Regions from separate parts of the Mus musculus genome. Here region 2 is linked to region 1. Evidence: chromatin loops called from intact Hi-C (ENCODE). Cell type or tissue: heart. All regions are shown on one strand. Links, peaks and the distances in the headings refer to the core of each region. The heading gives the core; the rest is flanking DNA.

Region 1 (5,375 bases), core at 96-5,095:
GGCACGAATAGAGGCATCCCGTCACTATTATCACCTGGGAAGGGGCAGACAACTTCCTGCAATGGCTCCAGCTTGTTCCACATCCTGCACCCGCACCCCAGTCAGCAGCCACTTCTCCCTCCAGCTCCAGGCACACAAATTTTTGTAGACTGGCATAGATCCCAAGTGCCAAAAAGTCTCAGGAAGGTTCACTTCCTACTTTTTTCTCACCCGTAGTAAAACGTAAATTCACGACCACCCAATAAAGGGGGTGAGTTTTTCACCAGCAGCATTCTCCCCACCAGAACTTTTTCAAAATGTTTTTCAATTGTCACATTACAGTGGCAATTGCAATGGTTTGTATATGTTCGACTCAGGGTGTGGCACTATTTGGAGGTGTGGCTTTGTTGGAGTGGGTGTGGCCTGTTGGAGAAGGTGTGTCACTATAGGCATAGGCTTTAAGACCCTCATCCTAGCCAGTCAGTGTTGGCACATGCCTTTAATCCCAGCACTTTGAAGGCAGAGGCAGGCAGATTTCTGAGTTTGAGGCCAGCCTGGTCTACAGAGTGAGTTCCAGGACAGCCAGGGCTAAACAAAGAAACCCTGTCTTGAAAAACAAAACAAAACCAAAAATCAAACAAAAAACCCTCATCTTAGCTGCCTAGAAGCCGGTATTCTTCTAGAAGCCTTCAGATAAAGATGTAGAACTCTCAGCTCCTCCTGCAGCATGCCTGCCTGGATGTTGCCATGGTCCTGTCTTGATGATAATAGACTGAACCTCTGAATCTGTAAGCCAGCCTCAATTAAAAATTGTCTTTTATAAGACTTACCTTGGTCATGGTGTCTGTTCACAGCAATAAAACCCTAACTAAGACGGGGTAGGGTGGGGGGTATGTGGTTATGTTCTAGTTTTCTTTCTGTTACTGCAAAAAAATAGCATGACCAAAAGGAACTTTCAGATGACTTTATTTTGATGAATATTATCAAGGGAAACCAAGGCAGGAACTGAAAGTCTAGAGTCTGGAGGCAATCTGCTCAATGTTTAGTTCTTCTGGTTTACTTAGATGGCTTTCTTATATAACCCAAGCCCACCTGCCCAGGGATGGTGCCATCCACAGTGGTCTTAGCTCTCCTATCTCAATCACCAATTAAGAAAATTCTCCACAGGCGTGCCCACAGGGCCAATTGATAGAAACAAATCTTCGTTTGAGGTTCCTTCTCAGGTCTGCCACGTTACAGGCAAGATTAGCTAACCTATCAAAGTGCCACAGTAAATGCTGGAGGTCAAAGGACAGCCTCGGGGGTTGGCATTTCTTCATGTTGCCAAAGCTTTCTCCAGTGGCTCACCTTTAGGAATGTTTATAGGTCTCTGTCAGTTCTCTCTCCTGGTCACAAGGCTTGCTTAGGCCAATGACAGAGCCATGAGCTCAACCAGCTCTGCCACCAATAACAACATAAATGTCCTCTGTGGGAACGGGGCTGCTGTTGCAAATGGCTCCTGTTCAAGAAAGCCCAGACACATCACATTGTATGTTATGGAAAGCTGAGTTACCTGTGTCTTCATCTCACACAGATCCTCAGCTTCTTTGAGAAGCGTGGCCTTGGGATCTACAGAACCACAACCCCTGTGAACTCTGGAAGGGTGTAAATGGAGCCTGCTGAGTCAGCTGTGTCTAGCTGCATTGCCTTTTGGCCTTGGTTTAAAATGTCAGTCTCTGACTCTCCCTTCAAAAAAATGGAGCTCTGGAATGTGGGCTGGACTTAGTATTTTTTCTAACAAAGGGGAAAAGGCAGAGTTGATGTATGTGACTTGAGGATTAGCTGATTCGAAGATGCTCTCTCCTCTCTCTCCTCTCCCTATGCAGACAGACGGGGGGGGGGGGGGGGGGGGCTATGTCATGGGTACCCGGTGGCCACTTCATGGAGCGGCCTGTGGGAAATCGAAACCTTCTGCCAAGTCACGTGTGCCAGCTCTGTGGAATCAGACGCCGCCTGCCTTCTGCCACCGCAGGCTCCCGTGACCATCCGAGTGGGAAAGCCTCAGCCTGAAGCACCAGGTGGAGCCGTCCTCAGTCCTGGTTCTCAAAAACTCTGTACGGCAACTGAATGTGTGCTTTTTAGTTACTGCTTTATCTACGAGGACTTTGTTAAAAGCCTCAGGAACTGTTGTGAAGACACTGCGCTCATCCTTCCACGTGGGGGCGCTGTCGTACAGCAGCACAGCCTATGAATCCCTCCTCTTATGGCAAAGACGAAACACTTCCATCCGGACCCCTCAAGCTGGGACTCAGCTCCACACATCATCAAGTTGTCACTGGACACTTGAGTTAAGTACTTTTACCTTCTTAAATATACAATTCAATTTTCATGAATAGTGAGATTTGTCACAATATCCCATTCATATCCCGTTGAGCAGATTGAGTACCTCGCATGACATGTTAATTGCTTCGATTTTTGACAGCTAAAAAATCACACAGTGGCATATGCTTTCAAAGGAGTACTTGCGATTCAAAAATATCCAATTTATATTCTTTTTTATTAGCATTGTATAAAAATATCACGAGCAAGCCTTCCCCTTAACTTTCTCAATTGTGATCAACAAAGGTTAACGTTAGGGGGGAAAAATGAGGTTTCCATACATAGCAGTTTCCTGCTGGTGAAGAAGGAGTGACTCTCAATTCATCCCCTCTGTTGTGGTGAGAACTGGAAGGTTATGAATGAATTCCTTGTGCTCCTGTTAGCCAAGGACTACTTAAATATTTCATTTTGGAAAAAAAAAAAGTTCTCACCAAGAATAACTGAAGCTTGAGTTCCAGAAGGTACTCCATCAATAACTGTAAAAATATAATGTAATCAGAACAAATGGCAGCTCCCAGGTCAACCATCCAATAGTGCTGATTTTATTTTTTTTATTCTGTAATTTTTATTGACACAAAGGATAAAAATCAGTAGGTACAGGGGGACAGCTGAGCTGGTTTGTTTCCATCTCTTATCTCTGACACAGAGAGCTTCTCGCTGGAAGAAACCACTCCGCCCAGTGCGCAGTGAGAATAGAATGCTGGACCTCTCACCTACCAGGCAACCCTGGTTGGTTCTCTGGCTGCTCCCTGGGCGGGGCCCCTCTCAACACAGACAGAAACCAGTTGGTTTCTGGTTGGGAGGCTCCCAGTAGCTGGGGGGAGGGAGAGTGGGCAGAAAACTCAGGACAGGAACACCCAACTGTTCTGAGTGCTTTGGGCTTTGGTTCAGGTCTCAGTGAGACAAGGAAGGGGTCCCAGTGAGGTTGCCCAAATGCTGTGTAGCTTGCCACACAGGCCTCCAGCTTCCTGCTCTCTTGCAGTAGGAGCATAGAAGATCAGGTTGCTGTACACAGCCCTGAGGAGTACCATCAACTTCGCACCCGTTTTGAGGTGTTCCTTTCCTCGCCCCCATCCACAGGCTCCTCCCTGGGGCCCTGCACACCGTGTCCTTCCTCTTTCTGGAATGTATATGTGTGCCCCAGTCCCTAGACAGGACCCAATTGGTGATGTGATGCCTCTCGCTGAGTGGTCATCAGCAGGGAATGAAGGAAAGCTGAAAGGGTCTGATTGAAACAAATATACTGCAAGCGGGGAAAAAAGGTGACAGATTTACGTTTTCATGTCTTTTAATTAAAAAAAAAAATCTGAGGCAGTTTATCAGTCACTTGTCCTGTTGCTGAGATAAAATTCTTCCCACAAAACCAACTTAAACTGCTATCTGTCCAACGCCAGCATCAGCCTGTCACCCAGTCACACTGCCTTGCTACTGAACATTGTTCTATGGTTAAATTATACATATACATGTACATAATTTTAAAGCAACTTAAGAGACTTTGGCTCACAATTGAGGGTGGGATGTGACAGTGGCGGGAATGCGAGGCCCTGGTCACAAGGCGCCCACACTTGGGAACAGCGATAGATGAACACTGATGCTCAGCCCAATTCCTCCTCTTTATTCACCCATGGGACTTGGTCTCCCAGTTAGGCTGGGTCTTTCTGCTTCAATTAATCTAATCTAGACAACCCCTCGCAGGCACACCCAGGGTCTGTCTCCTGTTTGCCATTTCTCGAGCCCTTTCTATTTTTAATAAAATCTTAACTCTGCTTCTCACTGACTAGCCCTGAAATCCTTTTGTGTTTCAAAAACCGCAGACCTCATTTTGCAGCACAGTTCCTAACAGAACCAGGGAAGTCTTCAGGCCGCTGAAGATGATAGCAAGTCCTTGTAGCATCCAACGGGGTGACTATCAGAAGCCACCAAATCTCCTTGTGTCCAACACAATCACAAAGCCCGTGAGGATGGCCACCAGCAAAGTGGGTGAGGGTTCTTTGTCTCTGACCCGGTTGCCTTTTGGCATCTTCTATGATGCTGAGACAGACTGATTTGTTAGCTCACACATGGATAAAATTCAAAACTATGTGCATCTCTTGGCCCTACTGATAACAGGCTCTGCTAGTTAAGTTACCCACTGGGACTGAAACCCAGCACTGACCAGGCAGGTTTCTCCTCAGGTAAGCACTCCAATGGCTCTGTCCCAAAAATATGTTAGGCACACAGAAGTACAAAAAAGACCTGTTAGCCATTTAGCCTGTCCCTTGCTAAGATGAGAAATTGAAAAGGCAACTAGAGCCAAATTGTGTCTCTGGTCAGTCCACAGATGTCAAACAGTCCTTACTCCACATGACAGAATTGCAGTCAAAACGCAGAGGTACTAAAGTAGCACATTTAGCCAGGAATTCAAAATACCTACATGATACATCCCCATCCTAACAAAGAGAGGTTTGTGGTCCACACTACAGGGAGAATGCAAAAAAATTTACATTATTCCTTTCCACACAGATGGAGCAAATCTTTAAAATATGAAAATAAGCTTCTGTTTTTCATTCCTCAGTGTCGACATGCAAAACATCAGAACCCTTAATGAAAATTTAAAGGTCAGTCCCTCTTCCATTTATTTCTATTTGATCTGTTGAGACACTTTAAACCCTGTGTAAAATCTTTGACTATAATTGATTTGGTTTAAAGGTTATTGTCAGATGTTACATTTCAAATGCAAATTTGTATAATCAGAACAGGACTTCTCCACCCACATTTGCTGTTTATAGAGACTTTTTATCCATCTCTCTCTAAGATCTTTTTTTTTTACATTGTGTGTTTGTTATCTGTGTCTTCCTGTGTGTGCGTGTTCATGTGTGTGCAGATGCATGTGTGTGTATATGTGCAGATGGAGGCCAGAGAACAACCTGTTGTTGCTCAAATGATAGTCACTGTTTCACTGTAGGGTGTTTTGTTGTTGTTGATGTTGTTGTCATTGTTGTTTTGGTTTGTTTAAAGGATGGCGTCTCTCACTTGCCTGGAACGCCATCATGCTACAC
Region 2 (5,375 bases), core at 306-5,305, 62 kb after region 1:
GAAAACTAAGCAGGGACCAAACATGAGTGAGAAATCTTCAGAGCTGCCTCCACTGCTGGTGATATTTGACACCAAAGAACATTGTGCCCTTTTGTGACTAGTTGGAAATGTAATACTTGTGGAAATGTACAGAAACAGAACTTGGTAGACTGTAGAGCAGCATACCCAAAAACTCTGGGTCAGGGTTGACCCAAGAAAATGAAGTTGTGGCTTTGAATGTCCCACTTGGAGGCTGAAGAGATCCATCTCCATGGTCCCCTTTCTTCTGTCCTATGCTGTGAGCTCACTGTGTGTTCTAACTGCGTGTTAGCTCACTGTGTGTGTGTGTGTGTGTGTGCTTGCACATACTGTGTGTGAGTTCACTGTGTGTGCTCACTATGTTTATGCTCACTGTGTGTGCTTGCTGTGTGTGAGCTCACTGTGTGTGTGCATTGTGTGTGAGTTCACTGTGTGTGCTGTGTTTATGTTCATTGTGTGTGTGTTCACTGTGTGTGCATGTGCTCACCGTGGATGCCATGGGTACAGTGTGCATTCAGGAGAATAATTTATAGACACCACTGAGCAGGAAGGGAGAAAGATGGCCCTGGTGGGTGCCAGTATGTTGGTGTTGAGTTTGGGGTATAGAACCATATTTTGAAGAGCCATTTGTGAGGTTTATTACCTGTCGAAGAGAGGGTAAGGAAAAGACCTGAAGGCTGCCTGGGCTTATAGAAGCCACTCAGCGGGGCTACGGGAGCCCGTGTGATGCCAGAAATGCTGTGCAGCTTTGCCGCTTGTTTCTTTTTTTAACTGAGGCCAGAGTTACCCAGGCTTTGGGCACGGGCTTCAAACCACCTTGGTACAGAAGAGGTCAGCTGGGCACTGGAAGACAGTTTGCATGGAGGATGCTTTCCCAGCCACTGTGATCCTCAGTGTCACGAGAAAGGTGGACCTGGCTGCCAGGTGGTTTCTTGGTTGGCAAGTGCTTAAAAAGAGCGAGAAGGGATGAGAGTCCTGAGAGACACAGAAAGCTTGACAGTCGTTCTGTCTGCACAGCAGCACCGTTCCAAGCTGGAGGATGTGAGTGTGGCCATCTCTGTTTCTACCTTCCCTTCTCTGAGCTTTCATGGGCTCCATGTTGCTGCTTCCCTGGGTTGGATGCTCCTCTAATTGGATCCAGGGCCTGATGCTCCTGCCTTGGCTCGGGTGACCCTTGGCTCGGGGCAGCTCTGCAAACTGCCAGGCTCCAGTTGTTGGTACTCATACACCTGAGAGTTCCCTCCCCCTGGTTGGTAACTTAAGTATTTTTCTGTGTCAGTACAAAAATCAACCTTGGAAAAAATGTTAGATATAACATTACAGCAATAAAAAAAAAAGTAAGTTAACCAGTTTTACTGTAGCACTACTGAGACAGCTGTATGCCATATGGCCTCTCTGTAAATAAAAATGGAGCATTTAGAAATAAATTAGAAAACGTAGGTTTTGGTTGTGTGATCATGTCAGTTTATAAAGTCATGTTGAGATTCAGTTCAGAGTTAGAAGGTAACTGCTAGGCGACATGAATGTCAGTCAGCTCAGCCGTGCCAACCACTCTGTAATGTGTGTGCGATTCACACTGACCCGCAGCTGTGCACAGCTTTTGCTTGTCAGTTCTACTCAACGAAAAACTACCACTGGGTCAAACTACTTTAAAGAAAGGAAGTAATCCATTTTCTATAAAGTAAAATCATTAATTTATATCATTCCCTGTTTTCCCCTGAAGTTTTTGTTGCTGTTTGTTTCTTGGAGACAGGGTGCCATGAAGCCCAGGCTGTCCCCAAAGTGTCTGTGTAGCTGAGGATGCCCTGAACCATGACTGTCCTTTCTCTGTGTCTAGGTGCTGGGATTACAAGCGAGCTTCACCATCGGCTTTTATTAGCTTTTGAAAATGTCTATCTCACAGATAATACTGCATGTTTTACTTTAATGTATTTATTCATGGTCTCTAAGTAAAATTTTGCTCATCCAAAACGCCACAGCAAATTATAAAAAATACATAAATTATGTTTTAAATAAAAATTTAACATATTGATAGAAAGAAGCAATTTAAAATGTTACATTTCAAAGTCATTAGCATCTAAGTGTATTTATGTGATTAAGATTTGTCGCAGAACAAAGACCTTTTGGAAAACAGTCCCTGTGATAAACTCGGCTGTACTTGTCTCCTGGCCTCACACCTCCAACCCCAGATAACTTCCACACTTCTGCTTCTTTCTGATGCTTGGATTTCTTTAGAGTTGGATCCACTGCACCCTCCAAGCATGTCAGGACCAACAGTGAAAGCTGCTGTGGCGTCTGTGTGCTTACTGCCACCTAGCGCTGCCCTTAGAGACATGGCTCGTGACACGGCTTTGTGCAATAGATTTATCGGGGATGGACAGTAGACCTGAGCATGAGGGGAGAGCACACTGAATGTGACCGTTTTATGGGTTAAAGTTTGATATTGGAAATACCATGAACATCAGCCCACAGATCATGTTCCACAGTCCCCTGAGAAGCCACCTCATGCCTGAGACATCCTTTTGTCTCTGATGTTGTTTCCAGCCGAGGGCCACGCCTGTAAGTGCAGAGTCACAGTACCAGTGGAAACAGCAGTGGGCCACACAGTCCAAACTCCTGTGTGGAATGATGTCCCGTTATCTTGTGTATCAGTTATATCAGTCCGATATGCCAAATGCTAACCATTTAACCTCTAAATGCTAATCCTCGGAATGCTAACACTCTAAAGGCAAAAGTGAGCCAACAGTTTGTTGGGAGATTGACTGCATTTTAGGTTCTAGTGACTAGTGAATCCGTTGTCTCTGTTCATGCTTAATTACTAGTTTGAAAAATACCCCTTTAAAGCAGTTTCTTGTGGGTATGGGAGAAGTAAGTTATAGGATGCACTCGCCCCCTACTGGTTAGAAATGGAACTGCGGGTCATCTATGTAGTATGCTAAGAGAGGAGGACGGGTTTTTCCTAGTTTCAGTCATAATATAGTCAGCTCTCGGAAGACAGCTGTTCAGGATTTACTCACTTTAACTCTTTGTTGAATGTGTTGCCCCCTCTCTAGAGCAGGGTGGGCCACGATGTAGATTGCTGTGTCCTGTGGTTACTGTGGAGTCTGTCACTGAGCCACCACTTAGAGCACCCACCCTGTCCTCAGCGGGATCGAGGTGTGTCAGCCTGCCCTGCAGAGACAAGGGTTTGGAGTGAGCAGGGTTTGCTGCCACCTGTAACGGTGAGATCCGAGGGGGACTGCTTGTGTGAGAGAGTGAGCACAGAGTCCTTGTGACGGGAGACGGGTGTGATCTGACTGGTGTGACAGTGCCAGCCCTGTCACCATCAGTTCTTCACCAGGTCATCACAGCAGAGATGTCTGAGTCAGAGTGTAGCTGAGTGACCACCTAAGGCTCCCTTCTCTGAGCTCTGTGAATTTCTCCTTTCAGCATTAGTGCGAGTGCCCGTGCTGGCCATGGCGTGTCTCCCCAGCCCACGTCTTGATGGTTGACTGTGTCACAGTTTGCTCTCATATTAGTTTCCTGCTCCCCTTTCTTTTTCTTCCCTGCTGGGTTTGCTTCCACACCTCAGTCCAACCTTCCCTGCCCCGACTCACCCCTCCTTGTTGTTGGTTCTGACTCTGTCCAGGCCCTCAGCATTGGCTGGAGCCAGGGTCCCGCTGTTTCTCATCTGTGCTCTGCAGAGTGTCAGTTACGTGTCAGTCTTGTGTCAAACATTACATCACTAAGTGTGCTGTAGCTGTTCTCTGCTACTTCATGGGTTCTTTCGTCCACCCTTCTCTGCCCATTTTCCATTCCATCAACCCTAAACACTAGAGAAGAGAGAAAAAAAGAATAGGGAGGGAAGGAAAGAGGTACTTGAATAGTCAGGGGTCTGAAAGGGGAACTGTGTTATCATTAGACTACTTTTTGCTGATGAGGGGCATCGAGTTCCTTGTCGAAAGTTAGAACTTCGCAGTAAGAATATCTAATTATTTCCCTCCTTCTCTTCCCCTCTCCTTTTTTCTTCTTTCTTCTTTGTGGAAGGCTACTTAAACTGCAACCACCCCCAAACAAACAATCAGCAACCCACCCCGGCTCTCTGGACCCTAGCATTTATATACTCTCTGAAAAATTCCCAGAATTCCAAGCATTGCACCCCATGGGATGCAGCTGGCAGAATCACGCCTCTGCTAGAGCCTGAGGCAAATCATAATCAGCTGCTATGAAGAAACCCCATATCCCCAGACCTAGGATTAAAACAAAAACATATTCTTACAATGTTTCTGTTGTTTTTAAAGAACCCCAATTTCCAGATTTCTGACTATAGTATGCAGTTTAGCAGTTCTCACCTGGGCGCTTACAACCAGTCCCCACTAGGCTTGCTGTGTTCCAGCTGCCTCTTTTTGCCCCACAGTAATGCACAATAACTTTACTGACTGGATTTAGTGACACACACTCCTGGGTGTGTCTGTGAGTGTGTCTCCAGACATGGGATCGGGAGGGCCCTGCTGTAAACAGTAGGTTTGCAATGCAATGGCATTACTGGGCAGTGGTGAAAGGTTGGAGATGAGGCCAATTTAGTGCAGATAGGTTCCTGGAGTCACGTGATAGGTTGTTCTGGTTTCTTCCTGTGTGACCTTTCTCTCTGCTTCCTGTTCACCAAGAAGTAGAGAGTAGCTTCTACCTCATGTTCCTGCCGCCAGGCTGTTCTGCCCAAGCAAACGGAGTGAGGCAGCCATGAACTAAACCCTCTAAACCATGAGCCAAAGCAAAGCCCTGCTCCCTTAACCCCTTCACCTCAGGCGTGTTAACAGCCCCACGGAAGTGATGGCGCACCCACACTGTCTGCTCATGGTGCTGTTCTCCCGGGATGATATTCTAACCACGTCTGTCCTCTGTGATGGGAAAGGCTCTCAGTGGTTCCCCTTTGCCTTCCACCTGCCCTGGTTCCTGCTCTACCATAGGACACCTGGTGCCCTTTGTGCAGCTAGCAGGACGCTCACACAACTGTCTAATCTCCATTGTTTCCTCTCCAAGATGGAGCTCCCCAGGCCTGCTCAAGGACCAAAGCTCCCCAGGGGCTGACAGGCGTGTGCCAAGTCACTTCATGAATGGTTTCTAGTGATGAAACAGTTCTTACTAAGAATTTGTACAAGGGCAAATAAATCACAGGGTTTTTTTCCTCCCTCCGTGTTCTTTGTGATAGTTATCTGAGAAAGAATTTCAGAGTGGTAATTGGTAAGCTTGCTGACTGTACTTTTTGGAAGAATATTAAGAAAACCTCTAGGCAAAAATCTTAAAATTCTATTATTTGTAAGAATACCCTGTAAATTTAGAACATGTTTAGTGGAGCTGGAGAGATGGCTCAGAGGTTA

What was found. Hi-C counts contacts between places; a loop is a spot of excess contacts. Peaks named below come from ENCODE experiments on the same cell type or tissue, not always from the same donor. Only the 100,000 strongest peaks of a DNase experiment are listed, where the experiment ranks them.
Region 2: a loop joins it to region 1, with 6 times the contacts of the local background. A loop is called at or near these places in 28 of 42 quality-filtered maps.

The regions. Positions count from the first base shown.
Region 1 is chr9:122,307,516-122,312,890 of GRCm38, reverse strand. Gm26797 (predicted gene, 26797) reads left to right here and starts at 1,963. Exons shown (of 5, transcript NR_168548.1): 1 at 1,963-2,305; 2 at 4,152-4,317; 3 at 4,892-4,934. In heart, for the core only: a CTCF peak has its summit at 2,177 (motif pointing right); DNase peaks (open chromatin) are centred at 2,040 and 3,090; H3K4me3 peaks cover 865 bases; H3K27ac peaks cover 907 bases.
Region 2 is chr9:122,245,372-122,250,746 of GRCm38, reverse strand. All of the region lies in intron 11 of Ano10 (anoctamin 10), which reads left to right. Among named protein-coding and RNA genes, the nearest start is that of Mir8106, 26 kb to the left of the region's middle. In heart, for the core only: CTCF peaks have their summits at 2,319 and 2,924 (motif pointing left); a DNase peak (open chromatin) is centred at 2,926.